Linked DNA regions of Homo sapiens: regions 2, 3 and 4 are each linked to region 1. The links are chromatin contacts, found by Hi-C or POLR2A ChIA-PET in ENCODE. All regions are on one chromosome and are shown on one strand. The core of a region is the stretch at or near the end of the contact, and the rest is flanking DNA. Distances in the headings are between cores, read along the strand shown.

What was found. Hi-C counts contacts between places; a loop is a spot of excess contacts on that map. ChIA-PET counts read pairs that join two places held with the same protein, here RNA polymerase II (POLR2A). Pooled maps may share reads with other maps.
Region 2: a loop to region 1 is called in a map of PC-3, with 8 times the contacts of the local background. The contact joins two enhancer-like sites. A Hi-C loop is called at or near these places in 1 of 168 maps with a recorded cell type or tissue (PC-3) and 1 of 50 pooled maps. POLR2A ChIA-PET finds 5 or more read pairs at or near these places in 5 of 52 experiments (A549, Caco-2, MCF 10A and 2 more).
Region 3: POLR2A ChIA-PET joins it to region 1 with 13 read pairs in MCF 10A. The contact joins the promoter of NEBL-AS1 here to the enhancer-like site in region 1. A Hi-C loop is called at or near these places in 1 of 168 maps with a recorded cell type or tissue (HepG2). POLR2A ChIA-PET finds 5 or more read pairs at or near these places in 5 of 52 experiments (A549, HEK293, MCF 10A and 2 more).
Region 4: a loop to region 1 is called in a map of Calu3, with 4 times the contacts of the local background. The contact joins two enhancer-like sites. A Hi-C loop is called at or near these places in 3 of 168 maps with a recorded cell type or tissue (Caco-2, Calu3 and PC-3) and 2 of 50 pooled maps. POLR2A ChIA-PET finds 5 or more read pairs at or near these places in 1 of 52 experiments (activated naive CD4-positive, alpha-beta T cell).

What each region holds. Positions count from the first base shown.
Region 1 is chr10:21,133,764-21,136,660 of GRCh38, reverse strand. It overlaps a transcript of NEBL not described here. Among named protein-coding and RNA genes, the nearest start is that of NEBL-AS1, 39 kb to the left of the region's middle. Within about 2 kb of position 1,585, at least 4 of the 41 ENCODE cell types and tissues checked have a DNase peak (open chromatin) inside an H3K27ac peak, as active enhancers do; they include PC-3, where a contact is called at or near this core.
Region 2 is chr10:21,096,207-21,099,349 of GRCh38, reverse strand. It overlaps a transcript of NEBL not described here. Among named protein-coding and RNA genes, the nearest start is that of NEBL-AS1, 76 kb to the left of the region's middle. RefSeq lists an enhancer at 1,456-1,750. Within about 2 kb of position 1,714, at least 4 of the 41 ENCODE cell types and tissues checked have a DNase peak (open chromatin) inside an H3K27ac peak, as active enhancers do; they include PC-3, where a contact is called at or near this core.
Region 3 is chr10:21,172,325-21,175,449 of GRCh38, reverse strand. It overlaps NEBL-AS1 (NEBL antisense RNA 1), which reads right to left and starts at 1,460. Exons shown (of 2, transcript NR_046283.1): 1 at 1,343-1,460; 2 at 527-968. It also overlaps a transcript of NEBL not described here. RefSeq lists an enhancer at 991-1,881.
Region 4 is chr10:21,076,610-21,079,464 of GRCh38, reverse strand. It overlaps a transcript of NEBL not described here. Among named protein-coding and RNA genes, the nearest start is that of NEBL-AS1, 96 kb to the left of the region's middle. Within about 2 kb of position 1,567, at least 2 of the 41 ENCODE cell types and tissues checked have a DNase peak (open chromatin) inside an H3K27ac peak, as active enhancers do.

The DNA of each region.
Region 1 (2,897 bases), core at 336-2,835:
CATAGAGGAAGGCAAAAGGGAACTTGGAAGGCTGAAATAGGACAGGGATACAGAAGGAGAGGTGGGGAAGCTCCAAAGACAAGTTCACCTCTCTCCTGCTTTTGCTGACTCTGAGGATTCTTGTTGGTGGGTGATGAGGGTGAGGGTTTGAAATAAGAAGTAAAAAGGGCTGGGCATGGTGGCCCATGCCTGTTATCTCAGCCCTTTGGGAGGCTGAGGTGAGAGGATCGCTTGGACCCAGAAGTTTGAAACTGCAGCGAGCTGTGATGGTGCCACTGCACTCCAGGCTGGGCAAGAGAGTGAGACCCTGTCTTTAAACAACAACAAAAAAGTAGGAAGGAGAGCAGTCCTTGGATTTCAACAGTCGCCAGTTGTATTTGGGGCTTTCTTAAAAATGGAGATTTTGGAAATATATTACTAGAGAATTGGATCCAGCAAGTGTGGAGTGGACTGAGGAACTTGGATTGTATCAGTCTCACTAGGTGATCTTAATGCAGATGCCTTGAGGACCAAACTTGTGGAAAGTTTGGGTTAGAGTATCTTCCACTGGGCTGGTAGGCAAGTCTATACCCAACCCAGAATGTGATCCTGTGGCTTCTGTGAGGTTGGGGACTCCCTGGTTGAACAGCTGAAGGTGTTTGAATTGAAGAAGGGCTTCCTCTCTTTGAGAAATGTGCTTAATCAATCCAGGCAAAGCTTTTCAAGTTCCAGAAAGTTCTGCCTCAGGGATAGGCTGCCTTTTTCTTCCTTGCCTCTTAGCTAATTAATTTCTGGCTCCATCTCTCATCCTGGCCGGGTTTGAGGAGGAAGAGCTGGATTTCCAGCTGCACGGAGAGCCAAGAAAAGTAGGGTGACCACTGAAAATAGGACCTTCAGCACTGAGGCTGGGACAGTCCCAGACCCACTGGGATGGTGAGTCCCCTCCCTGTACAGAAGCCCATGTGGTGTAGACCCCTCACCAATTCTACTCAGCTACATAAAGGCTGTGCCATGATGTCCCAGGCCGGGGGAATCACTCACTGAGTAGATTTGGTGCACCCATAGGAGCTGTTTCTTTTTTCTTTAGCAGAAAAGCGCTTTTCAGTTTAGTTTCTTTGGCTTGTTTCCTGGAGTTGCAGGAGGCTGATTGTTGGCAGCGTCACCTGGCCTGAGAAGTAACTCCTCAGTGCTTCCTTTTTGTCAAATATTATGATGTCAAGCATCATTGCCAGATTTTTTTTTTTTTTATCTCCACTGAGGCTGTAACTAGCATGTAAGTTCACTGAGACTAGAGAAATTAGATCTTCAAACAGCCCTTTGGAGGATACGGATGGGGAAGTACCACACAAAGGAGTTAAGGGAGGACGGGCTGTCCTGTCAGCATTGGCCCTGTGGCCTCGCCCCACCCAGTGGCTTTACTATTAGCCTAGAGAGATTGTACTATATTCTTACTGTATTCAGTTTGGAAGAGGAAAATGTGTTTTCTTGAATGAGGAATGTCCCCAAGGTGGAGTTCAGGCTGTTTTCCTCTCAGCTTGAGCTCTGGGATGAAATAGGGCCTGTTACACACAAAGCTCTGTTTGAACTAAAATGACTCACAAGAGGTGTCCAGAGGAAATGAAAGAGTGTACTGGAACCTGGACAAACGTTGCCCTCGATGGAGGGTGGAGCGGGTGAATAATCGAGCTGAATAATCCCATGTCTGGTTTTTTAAAAAGGCATAAAATATTAAGTGTGTGTGATGTGTGTACATAGACCACAAACGGATTTTGAGAGGAATTCATAAGAGAAATTCTGAAAACTGTTTTAAGCACGGCAGCATTGCAGAGTAGCGTACCTTCCAGGGGAAGAGAACAATGTTCTTACAGATGAATGAATACTGATGTTTGTCAGAACTCAGTAATCACCCAAGACGTGATTTGATCCCAGAAGGTTTCCCCATCTAATTATATTGCGCATCTGCTAATATTAAAAGTAATTTGCAATTGCTAAACATACACTAATTGATGGAATAGTTGTGAGAGTAGGAAGGAAAATGTTCTAGAAGCTTTCTAACTGGATGGACATCACTTTTGAATGGAAACTTGTCCAAATCCGGAAAATTAGGGATCGACCGTGTAAAAGGTAGTCCTTGGAAGAAGACTTAAAGTTGCTTATAATGTGGGTTTACATGATTGAATAGTGTCTTCTAAAATTTAGGAAACATATGCAGAAAATTCTGGAAACAAATGAGACTAAGAGAATTAATCCTGCCCTCTGTCTTTAGCATTACAAAAGGTTTTTAACACTGTTGCTAAATGATCTGGAAACAAAAATACTGTAGAAAATAAGAATACATTGTCTTTATAAAGCAGCTTTGAGTCTAGGAGAGTAGGACATGACTTAATTCAACTGTAGTCTTATTTTCCAGTGGGATGGAAAATTTGGCACCTACTTAGATTTTTTTTTTTTTTCTTGAGATGGAGTCTCACTCTGTTGCCCAGGCTGGAGTGCAATGGCACAAGCTTGGCTCACTGCAACCTCTGCCTCTTGGGTTCAAGTGATTCTCCTGCCTCAGCCTCCTGAGTAGCTGGGACTACAGGCACGTGACACCATGCTTGGCTAATTTTTATATTTTTAGTAGAGACCAAATTTCACCATGTAGGCAGGCTGACCTCGAACTCCTGACATCCAGTGATCCGCCTACCTCAGCCTCCCAAAGTGCTGGGATTACAGGCGTAAGTAAGCCACTGTGCCCGGCCCTTTTAAGAATTTGCCTTTGGTAAATGTGTAGGTCTGTGGAAAACAAAACAGAGATTGACTTATACACAGGACAAAGATGACCATCAGCATCAAGTGGTTCCTAAGCTCCTTAAGGTTCTCGGATTTGAGGCAGCCACCTGGTAGAATCAGAGATGTCATCATGACAGCCACATCAC
Region 2 (3,143 bases), core at 465-2,964, 37 kb after region 1:
AAGGAGAGGAGGGAAGCAAGCTGAGCAAAGCAGCCATGTCGGTGGGTGGGCTACTCAGTGTGTGAGGTTATAGAAGAAGAAATGGGAATCATTGAATTCATACCCGTCACTTTTAGTTTAATAATTTACTCAGTAGGTTCATGTCATTTTAAAAAATGATATGTCTATGAAAAAGGTATATATGCTTCACTCTGTTTTGATTTTATTTTTATTTTTAGAGACAGGGTCTTTCTCTGTTACCCAGGCTGGAGTGCAGTGGCACGATCATGGCTCACTGAAGCCGTGAGCTCCTGGGCTCATGCCATCCTACCGCCTTAGCCTTCCGAGTAGATAGGACCGCAGGTGTGTGCCACCATGTCCAGCTATTTTTTTTTTGGTGGGTGTGGTTTCTTGCTGTGATGCCCAGGCTGGTCTCGAACTCCTGGGCTCAAGTGATGTTTCTGGTTCCACCTTACAAATTGTTGGGATTATGAGATTACAGGTGTGAGCCGCCATGCCTGGCTAGATTTATCTCACTTTGATTTCTTTGCTAAACCTGTGGCTACAGGCAAAACAACTGTTCAAGTGAGAGGCCATGGGGGAAAGCTGGCCAGAGGAGGACTTCCTTAATTTTTTTTGTTTTCTATATACATTCAGCTTATGATGATACATATGTATATAGGAGTGTATTTATGCGCTCCTGTAACAATCTTGTAGGACACCAAATGAACTGAGTTTATCTTCATGGATTGATTGGGAAGGGAGGAATTTTTAAGAGAGGGAATTGAGAAACAAGAAATTATTCCAGGTCTAGCAGTAAGATGTCCAGAATGGCTTCTCATTACTAAGGGAGGTAGAACAAGTCACCCCTATTTCTGTGTGAAAAGATGCAGTTTTATTTGCATAATAATTATTAAATACCATTGGGTTTCCTGAGTCTGCATTTGGTACCATATTTCAATTCAATGAGCATTTATTGATGACCTGCTGTGTGATAGGAAGAGTTGTAGGGCTGCAAAGAGGAAAGAGTCATAGTTTGATCTTTGTCTTTTGTGTGGATGCGTGAAAATGTCTCCTTTCATTTCTGCACTCTCTGTGTGACAGTGTGTGTGAATGTGTACAAGTGTGTGTACGTATGTGTGCACGTGTGAGTGAGAATGTGTGTGTATGTGAATGAGTGTGTGTGTGTGTTGCTATCCTCCTACATGAAAGGGCCCTGCAGCTTTAGCCCTATTGCTGTTATAAATTCATATCCACTCACATTTTTGCCTCTTTTCAGTAGACCCATTGTTACTGATTTCATCCTTTTGCAACATTTAGATAATTGTTGTTATCAGCACTTAGCTACCAGGGTTACAGAAAACATCAAGATTCAAAAGGAGATTATTACGAATGTTCATTTCACGTAGGGTCACAAATTACAGCAGTAACACTTGTCTAGACCATTAAACAAGGAAAAAAATTGGTATACAGAAGGTGACTGCCCTTGTGCTACTAGAGTCTTTCTCATGGAGCTGTGACTATTACATCCATAAAAAAGTCCAATGTCTTCATTTATTGGGCGGTTCCTGTCGTGTTTCAGGGGAATGACAATCATTTCAGTTGTGGTGATTGAAGTCGTTGCTTTGGGTAGCTTGCATTCCAGTTTCATCAGAAATTGACCGAGACTTATCTTTTCTGTTTACACTTCTCTTGGACTTCTTTCATTTGTTCTTGTAGCTTGCCATGGAAACCTGTTTGTAAATCTTTTGTGGGTAATGATGTAACCAGAATAGTACAGGCAGAGCCCAGGGCCTGGCAATATACAAAATGACTCATTTAAGCCATGCTGAAATGGAGGTCAGCCTATTGCTATAGAAAACAGAAAGGACACACCATTGTATTGAGCTCATTTTATTTATGTATTTTTTTGGGGACAGAGTCTCACTCTGTTGCCCAGCCTGGAGTGCAATGGTGTGATCTCGGCTCACTGCAACCTCCACCTCCCGGGTTCAAGTGATTCTCCTGCCTCAGCCTCCTGAGTTGCTGAGATTACAGGCGCCCGCCACCATACCTGGCTAATTTTTGTATTTTTAGTACAGACAGGGTTTCACAATGTTGGTCAGGCTGGTCTCGAACCCCTGACCTTGTGATCTGCCCCACCCCCCCCCCGGACCTCCCAAAGTGCTGGGATTACAGGCGTGAGCCACCGCACCTGGCCGGATATTGAGCTCATTTTATTTGCAAAGAGGCAATGAATAATTATTATAAATTTTATTTGGAAACAATAAAGTATTAGGAGAGTGGAGGTGAAAATTTCCAAAGTAGTGGTATCTGGGAAGGTAAAACTCCTACAAGTGTATTTAAATAAAATATAAGCCAGGAAATATTACCTTTTTTTTTTAAGGATGCCTTGGAGATTTTTGATTGAGCCTTTTTGTAATAGAGAAGGGTAGAGGAATTTGTGGGGAGCTCAGATGAAATAGCTGGGTCTAGAGTGATGCAAAAAGGAGAGATAAGTTAATGAAAGAAAGACCAATGTGATGAAACTAGCCAAAATCTATGTTAAAAAGATATACACTCAGGCCGGGCCTGATGGCTCATACCTGTAATCCTGTCGCAGCTGAGGGAGGAGGATTGCTTGAGACCAGGAGTATGAGACTAGCTTGGGCAACATAGTGAGACTTCACCTCTATAAAAAATTGTAAAAATTAGCCAGACATGGTGGTGAGCATCTGTGGTCCCAGCTACTGGGAAAACTGAGGCAGGAGGGTTGCATGAGCCCAGGAGCTTGAGGCTTTAGTGAACTATGATCAGGTCACTGCTCTCCAGCATGGGTGACAGACTGAGACCCTGTCTCAAAACACACACACACACACACACACACACACACACACACACACTCAAAACCAAGTTGCTCTAAAGCCCGTGTAAACATTCTGTTTTTTTTCTTTAAATAAACTCTTTAATAAAAGGGCTTTTAAACAACTTCTTCAGGCTAATCTAAGATACTAGCCTCAACAGTATTTTTGAGAAGCGAGTTTTATATGCAAATTGTATTATGGTTTATATTCCATGTATATCCAACAAGGGGAATTAGCTGACTGAGGATGAGAATAGGGAAAGGCAGGGAATCAAAGGACAGTGGGAAGAGAGAGGGAAGGACGAGGATCCTAGAACTCAGT
Region 3 (3,125 bases), core at 211-2,710, 39 kb before region 1:
GAGTCTTAATCTGTGCGCTAGCAACGGAATGTGTTCGCTTCTTTGTTATAACCAATTTATAATAATCCTAGCTGACTCTTCCGTGGAGCTTCCCTTGAGCCAGGCCGATTGAAGCAGTTCGGAACTGCTGACTCATTTAATCCTCACAGCAGGAGAGTAGAAGCTGTTCGGTAGCTGCGTCCTTATTCCCATTTTGTAGATTAAAGAATTGAGGCATAGAGCGACTAAGAATTTGCAGAAGGTCACATCATTAGATGGCGGGGTCAGGCTTTGAACCCAGGCTGTGTTCGATTCATTTTGCTGCCTCTCATCAAGTGAGTCCAATAACCTGACATCTTATTAAAAGGAAGAAACGATTCCTGTTCCCTTTGGTTTCATCCTACCCTGAGCCTTCTACTTGATTTTCTGGCTCTTCTGGTTTGGACTACGAGTTTGTAATTGCTTTCCTTAATGCAGGTGAAGAACTTTTCCCAGATCTTTGCGGTGTTGAATTGCAAAACAATACAACGTATACATCCACGCACACTTAAAACAAAACGAGCCATATTCATTTATTAATCAAGAGAGGCTCGACTCGGGCCTAAAATGACCAGTCGCTCTGCAAGGACAGGTATTAAAAAGCGCGGGGTCTGGGAGCCGGTGAGAGAAGGCTCTTTCTCATCCAGGATCCGAGGACTTCCCGCGGACACGAGGGAGAAGCGTCCTCTCGGAAGAGGCCCGTGGGAGCGGGCGCGGTGCAACCCTCGGCCCCTCTGGGACGCAGGTCTCCGGGTTCCCCGCGGATCTCCCGGCCCTTGGGCCTGGGTGCGTCGCTGCGCGCAGCAGAGACGGCCTCCGCCCTGGGGCTGGGTGCCGCTGTCCCGGGTTTCACTGGCTGGAGGAGGAGGGAGGGCGCACCCTGGCCCCGCACTCCCCGCGACATTTGGGTGCCAGGGACGTCAGTCAGCCTGGGATGAGGGTGCCCCCGGCTGGGGAAGAGAAGAGGGAGGGAAGGGAGTACGCGGGTTTGAGCACTCTCCCCACCGGTGTTTGTCACCTCCCCCGCCTGGATCCCTCCCTCCCCAGCCGCCGCCCACCTGGGCTCCCCGGCCTGCAGCGGCGGTGGCGCGAGGCTCACTCCCCAGGCCGCACAGTCGCACCCACGGCGGTCTGCGGAGCTTTCCGGGTCTCTGCCCGCCCCCTCCCCCGCTGCGCCCTCCCTCCCAGGGTGCCCGACGTGCACGTTCCCTGCCACTTCGGTCCGGGCGCGCCGGTGGGTTTGGCCTGCGCGGCGGCGGCGGCGAGGCGGGGGAGCGAGTGAGCGCGAGGGGCGGGCGCGAGTGACTGTGTGAGTCACCCGTACCTGGAGTGCGAGCGACGCAGAGCCAGCGGCGCGGAGCCGGAGCCGGAGCCGAGACCCAGCGCCTGCGAGCCCGAGAGCGCGGCCGGCCCCAGGCGCCAGGCCCCGTCGCCCTCCCCGTGCACTCACCCGTGGCCCGGCGCCGACTCCCTACCCGGCGCCCGCCGCCCGCAGCCCTCCCGCCTGCCAGGAGGCGGTGCGGGGCTCGCCGGGGGATGTCACAGCGGCTCCTGGGAGCCAGCAGCCGCCGCCGCCGCCGCCCCCGGGAACCGCGATCATGAACCCCCAGTGCGCCCGTTGCGGAAAAGTCGTGTATCCCACCGAGAAAGTCAACTGCCTGGATAAGGTGAGCGAGGGGGCGCCGGGCCAGCCTGGACCTGCCGGGCGAGGGGCTGCACCTGCTTCGAGAAGTTTTGGCACCTGGGATGGAAAGCAATGAGTGGGTCGGTGCGTGTGCGTGTGCCTTGGCACGGGGGGAGGGCGCGCGAACGAAGACGCCAGCGGGAGTGTCAGAGACCACGCTTGGCGATTGTGATGTTGGAACCGGGAAGGGCTTTTGTCGCGGTGCGGGGCGGTGCGACATCGGCAGAGCCTCTGCGGAGGGCGCACGGCGGTGCGCAGCCCCGGACCCCGGAGGGACCAGGCTGGGCACCCAGGGGGGCACTTCGGCGAGCCGCGCCCCCTCCACCTCCACTCGTGTTCCACAATACCCCCGCCCCCCGCCCCACAGATCCGCCCGCGATCCCACCTCACCGCCCACCCGCAGCGCCTCCTGTGACCGCGGCGAGGGGGAGAGGCAAATAGTAATTAATATGTCATGGGGCGGCCGCTGCCGCATTGCTAAGAATAATCCCTGCTGGAGAGCTCCGGCTCAGCGCGGCAAGCCGGACCCACGGGTGTCTAATCCACCGGGTGGGGAATTCCAGGGGAAGTAGTTCTGTAGCCGGGCCCCTCCAGCCCTGCCCCCTGCCCTTCCCGGGCAGGGACGGAGATGAACAGCCCGGGAGAGAGACACCCAGGAGCGATCCGGAGTGACTGACAGTTGAAACCAGCCAGGGGCGTTCTGGGGAAATTTGCGTCTGAAGATACAAATGCTTCCTTAGAACAAGCTGCCATCCTGACAGTCATCCCGGGCAGAGTCCGAGGTCCAGCATTTTAGTGGAAGCTGGTCAGGTGTAGGGGTACTTACATAGCTCTCGTGCAGCCCCCTCAGCTTGCCTGACTTCGGGTGAACACATATTTATTGAGATCCTACAAACCCTGCATTTAGACACTTTGAACTGGATTCCTTTTGGTTTCGAAGCCACTCTCTGGGCCCCGTTTCTTCATTAACCGAGCTCAGAAATCGTTTCTGGCTGCTCAAAGAAGTGCTGTTTCGACAGAACCTTGACAGTTCGTCCATGGTGCGTCTGTGTATTGCGGTGGGTTTTCCTTTAAGACTCCATTTTCAGAGCTGCCTGCTTTATTTACTTAGCTGAAAGTAGGTAAACACATCCCCAGTTCCCTACACTCTTTTTGTTGTAATATTTTCAGCTACAGGGACTGTGATGCACTAAAAAGCCTTCCTTCTGTGCCCATCCTGGTGAGAACTGGCATTGTACTGTATTTTTAAATGTTTTTTTTTTTTTTCCAGTATTGGCATAAAGGATGTTTCCATTGTGAGGTCTGCAAGATGGCACTCAACATGAACAACTACAAAGGCTATGAAAAGAAGCCCTATTGTAATGCGTAAGTATTGTCAACACGCTGTCCAGGTGTGGCACAGCCTCAGAGCTTGAGAGCCAGT
Region 4 (2,855 bases), core at 318-2,817, 57 kb after region 1:
AAGTTACTTAAGCCCTGTGAGCCTGAGTTTTCTCACTTCCAAAACAAGGTCCTCACACAGGTGTGCTGGGAGGTTTAGATGAAAGCACCTGCCAAATAAATCACAGAAATGAGAGCCTACCAAAGATTTGTGCTCCCTGCATTTTATCTTGTATTTTTTTAAAATCTCAAGATGGTGGTACTACTGCCTCTTCACCTCCTCATTTTCTTTCTTTTTCTGGTCTTGCCCTGTTATCCCCTCCACCAGGATGCACCCAGGACACTTTCCCAGATTTGCCATGTCCCATGGGAGGCTCTGGCTATAGTTAATAGAGAAGGTTTCCGAGAGAGAGAGGCTGAGACAGACACCTGGAAGGAAAGGTTGGATATCTCCTTTGGAGGAAAAGCTAGGGAAAGTCCTAAGAGGAGGGCATTTGCTGTGCCATTTGTCATTTAGATCTGGAGGTGGTAGAAATACAGACATTCTGATGTTTCTATAAAGGCTGTCAGGGCTTAATGAAGTTCTTCATGGGGCAGGAGCCGCACGTGCTTATTAAGGTTGGATCAGTGGATACACTCATCCCCTGGATCTGGGAGCAAACTGGAATCAACAGTGCCACCAAGTGGCAGCCAGCTAATAAGCAAGTTGAAACACTAAGACTGCAACTTCTAGTGCTTTGCCCAAATATCTCTGTCTCTTACTCTTTTTCTTTCTAAAAATAAGATCAAGTATATTTTCCTAGGGTGGATATAGAGAGAATGATCTTGTAGACATACCTTCTTCTGGCATGTTGTAGAGCTTGGATACATGATTTTTCTTTATTAAACAATCAAAACCTTTAAAGTCCCACTCAAATGAGCAGGTCATAGGAGTAGATACCTCTGCATACGTGTATACAGGTCATTTATAAAAACTGAGGGATGGGGGCTGTGTGTGTTGGGATTCAAGAAGATTTCCAAAGTGTATTAACCAGGAGTGAAACTCAGGATGACAAATACTGTACACGATGGCAAACAGCATAGACAACATACACGACTCTATTTAGGAGAGGAAACCATTTATATTATTACAGTCTGTAACCTTTTTGTTTTTTATTTAGAGTATTTCTTTTTCTGATCATAAAAGTGTTCGTTGTAATAATTTGAAAGGCTTATTACTTTAAAAAGAATACATTCTACTGGCTGTTAAACACCTTGTAAATAACACAAAATACCAAGATTTTTAGGATACAGAAAAATCCATTTCATTCTGGTCCATTTGTTTGTCATTAGAAAGAGTCTATTTTGTACTCATGCTGCTGTGTTCATTTTAGGACTAATTTGAGGTAAGCTTCCAGCTTTGATTGTTGCTTTCCCCATTATTTTTATTTTCGATCCCCCATAGAATGCATTTCCATCTTCCAATCTCCTCCTCCCGTCCATTCTGCACACAACCCAGCTTTCAGAATAATCTGGTATTGAGAGTCAATCCGTGCTCTGGAAGGTGTCTCAGTGTCCCTGTGACAGCCAGCTCTGCAGTATCCATCGGACTTGATATGGTGGCTCTTGTAGTGTTGCTTTTCTAAGAGCTAAAGTACTTTCTCGTGGTCATGAATAGTGTGGGAAGCCCATAGCTCGGGCTGTTGAAAGGTCTATCAGTTCTGCTGTGCCTGACAATGTTGACCCCAGGGTAGAGAGATTTCCTCCCACTTCCTAGGTGTGTGGGAGGTAGGGGCAAGTGCTAGGGGATTTATGAATGAGATGGAAGGGAGGACAGAAAATGAAGAAGGGAAAAAGATATCAGGAACCAACAGACCATCAGCTGAATTCTAACTACAAAAATGACAAATAACAAAAGCAATTTATTTATTTATTTATTTATTTTTATTTTTATTTTTTTTGAGATGAAGTCTTGCTCTGTCGCCCAGGCTGGAGTGCAGTGGTGCCATCTCGGCTCACTGCAAGCTCCACCTCCCAGGTTCACGCCATTCTCCTGCCTCAGCCTCCCGAGTAGCTGGGACTACAGGCACCTGCCACCATGCCTGGCTAATTTTTTGTACTTTTAGTAGAGATGGGGTTTCACCATGTTGTTAGCCAGGATGGTCTCTATCTCCTGACCTTGTGACCCACCCGCTTCAGCCTTCCAAAGTGCTGGGATTACAGGCGTGAGCCACTGCGCCCGGCCAGCAAAAGCAATTTAAAATGTACCTTGCTCCATAATAAATATAAGGGAGTGAGGAACAAAGCTTTTCTTCCCCCAATTCCTTTGATTTTTTATTTTTTTTGAAGAAAAGTAGATTAAGCATGAGTTTTAAGTACTGTTCAGAATAAAAACCAAGATAGACCCCAATAACTTACCTTAATTTTGAGTATAATATTATATTGTAGGTCATTTCTGGACTTGGGTGGCTATTTTTAAACATATTTTTAAATTGTGGTAAGATATACGTAACATAAAGGTTACCATTTTAACAATTTTTAAGTGGACAGTTCAGTGGCAGTATGTATATTCACATTTTTGTGCAAATGTATGTTTCTAGAACTTTTTCGTCTTCCCCAACTGAAACTCCACATCCATGAAACACTAACCCCCCATTTCCCCCTCCGTCATCTTACTTTCTGTCTCTGGCCATTTGTCTATCTTCTTTGGAGAAATATCCATTCAAGTCCTTTGCCTAGTTTCTGTCTCTATGAATTTGACTACTCTAGGGCCAAATATAAGTGGGCTCATATAAGTATTTGTCCTTTTGTGACTGGCTGATTTCAATTATAATGTCCTCAAGTTTCATCCATGTTGTAGTATGCATCAGAATTTCTTTCCTTTTTAAGGTTGAATAGTAGCTGATCATATGTGTATATCACATTCTGTTTTCTGATTCATTCATTGATGGACACGTG